2 separate regions of the Homo sapiens genome follow, and region 2 is linked to region 1. Evidence: read pairs that join two places in POLR2A ChIA-PET (ENCODE). Cell type or tissue: GM12878. All regions are shown on one strand. Links, peaks and the distances in the headings refer to the core of each region. The heading gives the core; the rest is flanking DNA.

Evidence for each region. Peaks named below come from ENCODE experiments on the same cell type or tissue, not always from the same donor. Only the 100,000 strongest peaks of a DNase experiment are listed, where the experiment ranks them.
Region 2: POLR2A ChIA-PET joins it to region 1 with 5 read pairs; 3 of 35 experiments call an interaction of 5 or more read pairs at or near these places.

What each region holds. Positions count from the first base shown.
Region 1 is chr11:75,361,208-75,365,604 of GRCh38, reverse strand. No RefSeq gene overlaps it. Among named protein-coding and RNA genes, the nearest start is that of ARRB1, 12 kb to the right of the region's middle. In GM12878, for the core only: no CTCF peak of the experiment used is centred there; no DNase peak of the experiment used is centred there.
Region 2 is chr11:74,991,328-74,995,724 of GRCh38, reverse strand. It overlaps NEU3 (neuraminidase 3), which reads right to left. Exons shown (of 3, transcript NM_006656.6): 2 at 1,005-1,216. Among named protein-coding and RNA genes, the nearest start is that of NEU3, 4.6 kb to the right of the region's middle. RefSeq lists an enhancer at 2,724-2,843. In GM12878, for the core only: no CTCF peak of the experiment used is centred there; a DNase peak (open chromatin) is centred at 2,664; H3K4me3 peaks cover 1,666 bases; H3K27ac peaks cover 618 bases.

The DNA of each region.
Region 1 (4,397 bases), core at 166-4,165:
TGGGTTCGTGCCATTCTCCTGCCTCAGCCTCCCAAGTAGCTGGGACTACAGGCGCCCACCACCATGCCCTGCTAATTTTTTGTATTTTTTAGTAAAGACGGGGTTTCACCATGTAGCCAGGATGGTCTTGATCTCCTGACCTCGTGATCCACCTGCCTCGGCCTCCCAAAGTGCTGGGATTACAGGCGTGACCCACCGTGCCCTGCCACTTCTAGACTTTTTAATTATATTTTTTATCTGGGCAATCATGTTTTTTATTTCCCAGGACTCTTTCATGTTGTCTAATTGATCCCTTTATTAGCAGTTCTTTCTTGTTTTATGAATCTAATATAGTCTCAAATTAGAATTTGTTTCTAATTGTAATATTGAAAATACTATTTATTGGATTTAAATGAGCAGAATTACTCTCTAGATAAAGCATGGAAGACTTCATTATAGTTACAGAATAAATTTAAATATTATAACTCTTAGCAATGTAACAGTATAACTATCAGTGTCAGAAGGCTGGAGGAGAAGAGGAGAGATCAAACACTGCACAGATGCTAACTTTTTCATTTTACATAGTATAAATCAAGAGATGCTATCTTGGCCAGGCACGCTGGCTCAAGCCTTAATCCCAGCACTTTGGGAGGTCAAGGCAGGAGGATCAGTTGAGCCCAGGAGTTCGAGACCAGCCTGGGCAATATGTTGAGCCCCCATCTCTATTATAAAAAACAAAAAAAAGAAAAAAAATGACAGATACTATCTAAAGTGCATAGGAATGGAAATAAAGGTTTTAAGCAATTATCAATCAATGGAAGACTAAACTAACACTACAACACAACGTAGAAAGGATTGGGAGATGAGCATTAAAGTAAATGAGCAAATGTCCTTTTTCATGAGAAGAGTCAATAAATGTTAATTCAAGTGGATAAATCAAGAAATTGAGGTATATGCATATCAATCAGATTTGTGGTACAAACTACCATAGCTAAAAGCAGAAAAGGTAAAAATAAAGTTTTTTTAAGAGAGGGGTTAAGGGCTGGGCGCAGTGGCTCACGCCTGTAATCCCAACACTTTGGGAGGCCAAGGCAGGCTAATCACAAGGTCAGGAGATTGAGACCATCCTGGCTAACAAAGTGAAACCCTGTCTCTACTAAAAATACAAAAAATTATCTGGGCATGGGCATGGTGTTGGGTGCCTATAGTCTCAGCTACTTGGGAGGCTGAGGTAGGAGAATGGCGTGAACCTGGGAGGTGGAGCTTGCAGTGAGCTGAGATCACGCCACTGCACTCCAGCCTGGGCAACAGAGCTAGACTCCATCTCAAAAAAAAAAAGAGAGGGGTATAGGGCAGCGTGGGATGAGGTGGGGTGGGGCTTTGACTTTTCCCTTACTAACATTCTATATTGAAACTTTTTTAAAAAGTAATGCTTTTATAAAAATAATTAAAATGTACATAAATGTTGACTGCAGAAACATGCTGGTGCTTGATAGAACGTGCAGAGTGGGCAGGGATATGATGGGGCTGGATGGGGCAAGAAAGCCGTTTCCCTGCTTGGGAGAGGTGCAAAGTGTGCAGGAAGGAGGGGTTGGAGCTGTAGAAAACAGCCCACCTTGGATTCAGGGGGTCCCAGAGGGCAGGGCCCTTTCTCCTGCTCCTAAGCACGCTCATCATCCAACAATTATCTAGCGCTTCCTAAGCTTCAGACCCTGTTTTGGGGGTGAGAATATGGAGCCATCTTTGCTCTGGATATTTAAACCATCATTACAAAAAGACTGCTGACCCTAGGGTTGGCAGTCCCCACCATGGGAGAGGTATAGTCCATCCCTTTCTGATGAAGGAAGCTGGAGGATTCCCAGGAGGTGGGTGTAATCCCTGGTTTCCTCAGGACTGTCCTAGTTTAAAAACTCATAGCCCTATGTCCCAGGAAACCCCCGCATCTGGGAAACCTGTGCAGTTGGTCACCCTTCCAAGGGGGCAATTCCAGCCCAGCCTCTCATTCTTCCTCCATCTTGGTTCTGCTGGAGGAGAACCTCTAGAGCCCCTAGCATGATCTGCTTTCTGAATTTTGGAGGGTCCACAGTAGTCGGGGGGTTGGGGACAGTGCAGATCAGGGAGCCAGTAGTGCTGATTTTCTGGATGGTTAAAAGAAAGGAAAGAGAGGACTCCAGCAAAGGGAACTAGGAGAAGTGGGAATAGAGTAAGGTAGGGTGATCTCTCATCCTCCAGAATTAGCATGTCTAAAAGCATACAGTTTGGGCTGGGCACAGTGGCTCATGCGTGTAATCCCAGCACTTTGGAGGCCAAAGTGGGTGGATCACCTGAGGTCAGGAGTTGAGACCAGCCTGATCAACATGGTGAAACCCCTGTCTCTACGAAAAATACAAAAATTAGCTGGGTGTGGTGGCAGGCACCTGCAATCCCAGCTACTTGGGAGACTGAGGCAGGAGAATTGCTTGAACCTGGGAGGCAGAGGTTGCAATGAGCCAAGATCACACCATTGCACATCAGCCTAGGGACACAGTGAGACTCAGTCTCAAAAATAAATAAATAAATACGTAAATAATTTTTTTAAAAAAGCATATAGCTTGGCCCTGGGAGAGGACCAGATTGTTATGTCCACCCCATTTCTTAAAATACATTTATTCAATAAATATTTATTGAGCACTTACTATACTAGGCTCTGATTATTCAGTTACAATACACACACGAAGTAATCAGCTCTGTTCTAGGCTCTGGGGGTGCAGTTAGAAACCAGGCAAATACAGACACAGATACAAAGCTTACAATCCAAAAGGGGATGCTGACAGTTGACCATATTCTTATGGGGCTATTTCCATCCCATTAACCTATTTGTCTATCCTTAGACTAGTACTATTCAGTCTTTTGTGTGTGTGTGTGTGTGTGTGTGTGTGTGTGTGTGTGTGTGTGTGTGTGCGTCTTGCTCTGTCACCCAGGCTGGAGTGCAGTAGTGCAGTCTCGGCTCACTGCAACTTCCAACTCCTGGGTTCAAACGATTCTCATACTTCAGCCTCCCAAGTAGCTGGGATTATAGGCATGTGCTACCACGCCCAGCTAATTTTTGTATTTTTAGTAGAGATAGGATTACATCATGTTGGCCAGGCTGGTCTCGAACTCCTGGTCTCAAGTGATCTGCTTGTCTCAGCCTCCCAAAGAGCTGAGATTATAGGTGTGAGCCACTGTGCCCAGCCCCATTCAGTCTTCATAATGGTAGCTTGAGAATAAATTTTAAAATCAGGTAGTATGTGTCCTCCAACTTTGTCTCCCCCTCACCACCAAGATTGCTTTTGCTATTTCCATATAAATGTCTACAACAAAGCTTATCGTATTGGATTTATAGAACAATTTTGGGAAAATAACAGCTTAATATTGTGTCTTACAAACCATGAATTTGTTATGTTTCTTAATTTGTTTAGCTCTTTGATTACTTTCAACAACGTTTTATGATTTTCAGTGTAAAGATAGAGGTCTTACATGTCTTTAGTTAAATTTATTTTTTATTTTTTTTATTTTTTATTTTTCTGATACAGCATCTCACTCTCTTGCCCAGGCTAGAGTGCAGTGTTGGATCTCGGCTCACTGCAACCTCTGCCTCCCGGGTTCAAGGGATTCTCCTGACTCAGCCACCCGAGTAGCTGGGACTACAGATGTGCGCCACCACACCTGGCTAATTTTTGTATTTTTTTTAGTAGAGACAGGGTTTCACTATGTTGGCCAGGCTGGTCTTGAACTCCTGACCTCAGGTGATCCATCTGCCTTGGCCTTGGCCTCCCAAAGTGCTGGGATTACAGGTGTGAGCCACTGTGCCCAGCCAAATTTATTCTTAAGTACTTTGTGTTTTTTGATGCTATTATAAATAGAAATTTAAATCTCAATTTCTTTTTTATTTTTAGAAACACAATAGATTTTCATATATTGTTTATTAATTCTAGCAGTTTTATACATTCCTTAATATTTTATATGTAAATATTCATGTAATCTGCACATATAGACAGCTCTACTTTTTTCTTCTCAATATTTGTGCCTTTTATTTCATATATATATTTAATTTAATTAATTAAATTTTTAAAAAATATGGAGTCTCACTCATTGCCCAGGCTGGGGTGCAGTGGCGCGATCTTGGCTTACTGCAACTTCCACCTCCTGGGTTCAAGTGATTATCCTGCTTCAGCTTCCCGAGTAGCTGGGATTACAGGCATGTGCTACCACGCCTGGCTAATTTTTGTATTTTTAGGAGAGACAGGGTTTCACCATGTTGGCCAGGCTGGTCTCAAACTCCTGACCTCAACTCGGCCTCCCAAAGTGCTGGGATTACAGGTGTGAGCCACTGCGCCCTGCCTAAAGTACATGTTTTGAAGGCAGTATAAATTGAGCCTTGCTTTGTTATTCTTTTA
Region 2 (4,397 bases), core at 255-4,254, 370 kb after region 1:
CTCCAGCAAAAAGATTGACTAGCCAAAGGTTCAAATAATCATTAGCACTTTTCAGCAGTATTTTAAGGTGTGTACTTTTTGTTAGACATAATGCTACTACACACTTAACAGACTACAGTATAGTGTAAACATAACTTTTATATGCACTGGGAAACCAAAAAATTTATGTGTCTTGTTTTATTGTGATAGTCACTTTAGTGTGGTGGTCTGGAACCAAATCCACAATATCTCCGACGTATGCCTATTTGGGATCTGAAATAACCCTGTAGCTTCCAGGCCAAAGAGCAGTAACCCTTCTTTCCTCACTAAAAATACAGTCAAAATGTTCTACTGAAGAGGAAGGGCTCTAACTCCAGTTCTCCCACTTATTAGACGCGTGACCAAAGCAAATGACCTTAATTCTCAGGCCTGGTTGCCTCCTGCAAAATGGGGATAATAAAATATACCTCACATACAGCATTTAGTAGTAGAAGCGTGGTTATTACTGGTATCCCCCTGTCACCTGCTAAATGTGGTCCTGAGCAAGTTACTTACCTCTTGGAGCACTAGGATCTCTCATCAGCAAAACTGGACTACCAATGCTTACTTCCCTGGGTGATTTATGAGGATTAAATGGAATATAAATGAAAGGCACATCATACGTTAGCTGAATCTAAATAACTGTGGAGGTCTCTGGAGTCAGCGACTGAGTTTGAAACCAGCTTCTACTGCTTTATTATAGCTGTATAACCTTGAGCAAATGGCAACCTCTCTGAGTCTCAGTTTCCTTGTCTGTAAAATATGACTGAAAACAGTACCTACGACACAGAATGGCTGTGAGGACCCAATGTGCCCCTGGCACACAATAAGCACTCAGTGAGAGCCATTGTTTTTGCTGTTTTTTCTGCCTCTGCTCCCCACACAGGGCTTTCCTGTACTGATGAGAAAAGGCACAGATCCTGAAGAGCTCTGAGCTTTGTGAAGAGAAACTGAGGCCCAGACTCAGATCTGGGATGAAGAGTCACCTGTACCAACTGCCCAATCCTCAACCCTCGCCTCAGCACCAGGTGGAGAGCATCCTCATCTCTCCTCGTAGAACGCTTCTCTGCAAAGGCCAGGAAGGTGTGGGTGGGGGGTATGTAGAGCAGGGCTGGGATCCGGTAGGTAATCCCTCTGTCATCTTCCTGCCGGAACAGAGGGCTGTTGAAGGAGCATGTTGTCACTTCTTCCATGACCTCTGCAAGGATAGAAGGAAGCTTAATGTGTGTCCATACCCAGATGCTGGCCTGCATATAAATTCTGCTTCATCATTTCACTTCTGGAGAGCAAAGGTGGGGGGGCACAGATATATTCAAATGTTTCTTTATACAAGAATAACATATGCTCTCAATAGCACAAAGCAAGCAATATACATTCTTGTTTAACAAATGAGAATTTCATTAACTCCAGACCCTGTGGGAATTCTATGTGGCCTGTATCAAGTATGTATCTTGGAGCAGAGCGGTTTTGCATTTGTTTTTGCCAAGCATCCAGGGGTATTACCAGCCTGAGGTGGTTTTTATTATCAACTTCTTGGCTTGGAGTTTCTAGGCCATTTGGGTATCTGTATGAGTGAATGCCTATGGTTAAGAATTTTCTGGGAAAACTTTTTTTCTGTACGAAAGCCTAGGATAAAAGGCAATCTCTTTGTCTTCTATCTGTGTCAGTAGGGAGAATTTTTTTTTTTCCTAGTAGATCTGGTTTGATATTTGTCCCCTCTAAAACTCATGTTGAAACTTAATCCCTGATATGGCAGTGTTGAGAGGTGGGGCCTCTAAGAGATGATAGGGTTATAAGGGCTCTGTCCTCATGAATGGATGAATGGATGAATGGGTTATCATGGGAGTGCATTAGGGGCTTTATAAGAGGAAAACTAGAGATCTGAGCTAGCATAATCAGCCCCCTTGCCATGTGATGCCCTATGCCACCTCCAGACTCTGCAGAGTCCCCACCAGCAAGAAAGCCCTCACCAGATGTGGCCTCTGGACCTTGGATTTCTCGGACTCCATAACTGCAAGAAATTTCTTTTCTTTATAAGTTACCCAGTTTCACGTATTCTGTTATAAGCAACAGAAAGTGAATTAAGATACTAGTCCACCCTATCAGAAGGTATACACCCTACACAGGGTGCAGATTTTCAAGGGACCTAGCTTCATGTGAGTATTTCACATGCCATCCTCTGTCAAAAACTAGAGTCTAACCAGGCCGGGCGTGGTGGCTCACACCTGTAATCCCAGCACTTTGGGAGGCCAAGGTGGGCGGATCACGAGGTCAGGAGATCGAGACCATCCTGGCTAACATGGTGAAACCCCATCTCTACTAAAAATACAAAAAAATTAGCCGGGTGTGCTGGCAGGCACCTGTGGTCCCAGCTACTCAGGAGGCTGAGGCAGGAGAATGGTGTGAACCCAGGAGGCAGAGCTTGCAGTGAGCTGAGATTGCCCCACTGCACTCCAGCCTGGGAGACGGAGCAAGACTCCATCTCAAAAACAAAAACAAAAAAACACCAACAACGACAACAAAAAACCCACTAGAGTCTAACCCATGCGGACCTATAGCTTCATTTGGTATAACAACAGGCCTATTAAAGTCCAAGTTTCTAGGTGAGACATCCAGTGCAGCTGAGGGCAGATTAAGGAGCTAACCACTCTGGTTTTCAGTTCACTCTTGGTTTCTAGGTCCCTGGAGATTTCTCTTACTTTCTTGCAAATTCAGCTATAAAGGGCTTTGTTATTTTTTTTCTTTTGAGACGGAGTTTTGCTCTTGTTGCCCAGGCTTGAGTGCAATGGTGTGAGCTCGGCTCACTGCAACCTCCACCTCCTGGGTTCAAGCAACTCCCCTGCTTCAGCCTCCCAAGTAGCTGGGATTGCAAGCGCCCGCCAGCACGCCCAGCTAATTTTTTGTATTTTTAGCAGAGACGGGTTTCACCATGTTGGCCAGGCTGGTCTCCAACTCCTGACCTCAGGTGATCCACCCACCTTGGCCTCCCAAAGTGCTGGTATTACAGGCATGAGCCACCGTGCCCGGCCGGCTTTGTTATATTTTACCCACCATTTTACAGGTTGGCTACCCTGCCATAATGCTCACAATGGAGTCTCCAAGTATTCTTCTTAAAGAAAACCAGGTGTTCCACTTCTCAGAGGTCCAAAAGGGGAATCAAGCCAGACAGACAAAAAGCAGCCTTAGAATTACTTTTTCCTCAAACCAACTGTCATCCAAACCCAATTTTACAAATCATTTGTAAATATTATCAGGCTGTAAGAACAATTGATTCAATAAATATTTCTAGGTTCCTCCTCTGTGTCAGGCCCTAAAATAGATGCTGAGAAGACAGAGAAGGATCAGAGGTTCCTGCTCTCAAGAAACCCAATCCAAGTGAGGGAAACAGACATATACATGGACAATTATAACATGATGTAATAAGTGCTACTTTAGAGGTAAACACAACAGCAAGTAGAAAAACACAAAAGTGGCATCTATCCAGATCAAGGCACCAGAGAAGGATTTTTGGAGAGAATGATTGAGCCAAAAGAACTCCTGCCTCATATAGTCACAGGCTCTGCCTGGAACACTCGTTTCAGATAGCCACATAACGCTCCCTCACCTTCTTCAGCTCTGCTCAAACATCATCCAATCAGGAAGGTTTCTCTGTCAACTCCTTTGCCCCAGCCTATCTTCTTTCCTTGTTCTATTCTCCACACCACTTATCACACTTTGATGCCTCCTATGTTACATTTGTTTAATACATACCACAAAATGGAAGCTCCAGAAACAGCAAGGGTATGTCTGTTTTCTTATTGCTCCGCCTTGACACCTAGAACTATGCCTATTAAGTAATAGGCACTCAACAAATTTTTGTTGAATGATTGAATGAATCAGTGAGCCAGATCTTAAAGAATGAACAGTGGATTAGCCAACTGAGGGTTAAAAGGAGAAGCGCAGAGGACAAGGATGTGAAAAGCCTATAGGCAACAGAAAACAGTGAGTTTTGGGGCCTCTCAGTAGTTTAGTGTGACTACAGTAAGGTGGAGTGCAAGGGATGGGGGCAGAGGTGGGACTGAAGGGGTCAGCACAGTCCAGATCCTGGGAGGCTTAGATAACTTATTAAGGTGTTTATTCCACAGATGGGAGACCACTCAAGAATTTTTGACAGAGGAATGGCATGATGATTTTAGACCAATCTTCCAGGAAGCTTTCAGGACAGTGAACCATACGGCAAAGTTGCACTGCTTTTGGCTACAGCCTCCTAGTGTCAACCAAGACAAACTTTTATCAATAGCATATGAATATTTAGTCACTTGTTCCTAACTTGAAGAAGGGAAAAGAACTATTGCTCAGTATCATGAGGGGAACTGGGAGAGTGGCCTTGCTGAGTCCAG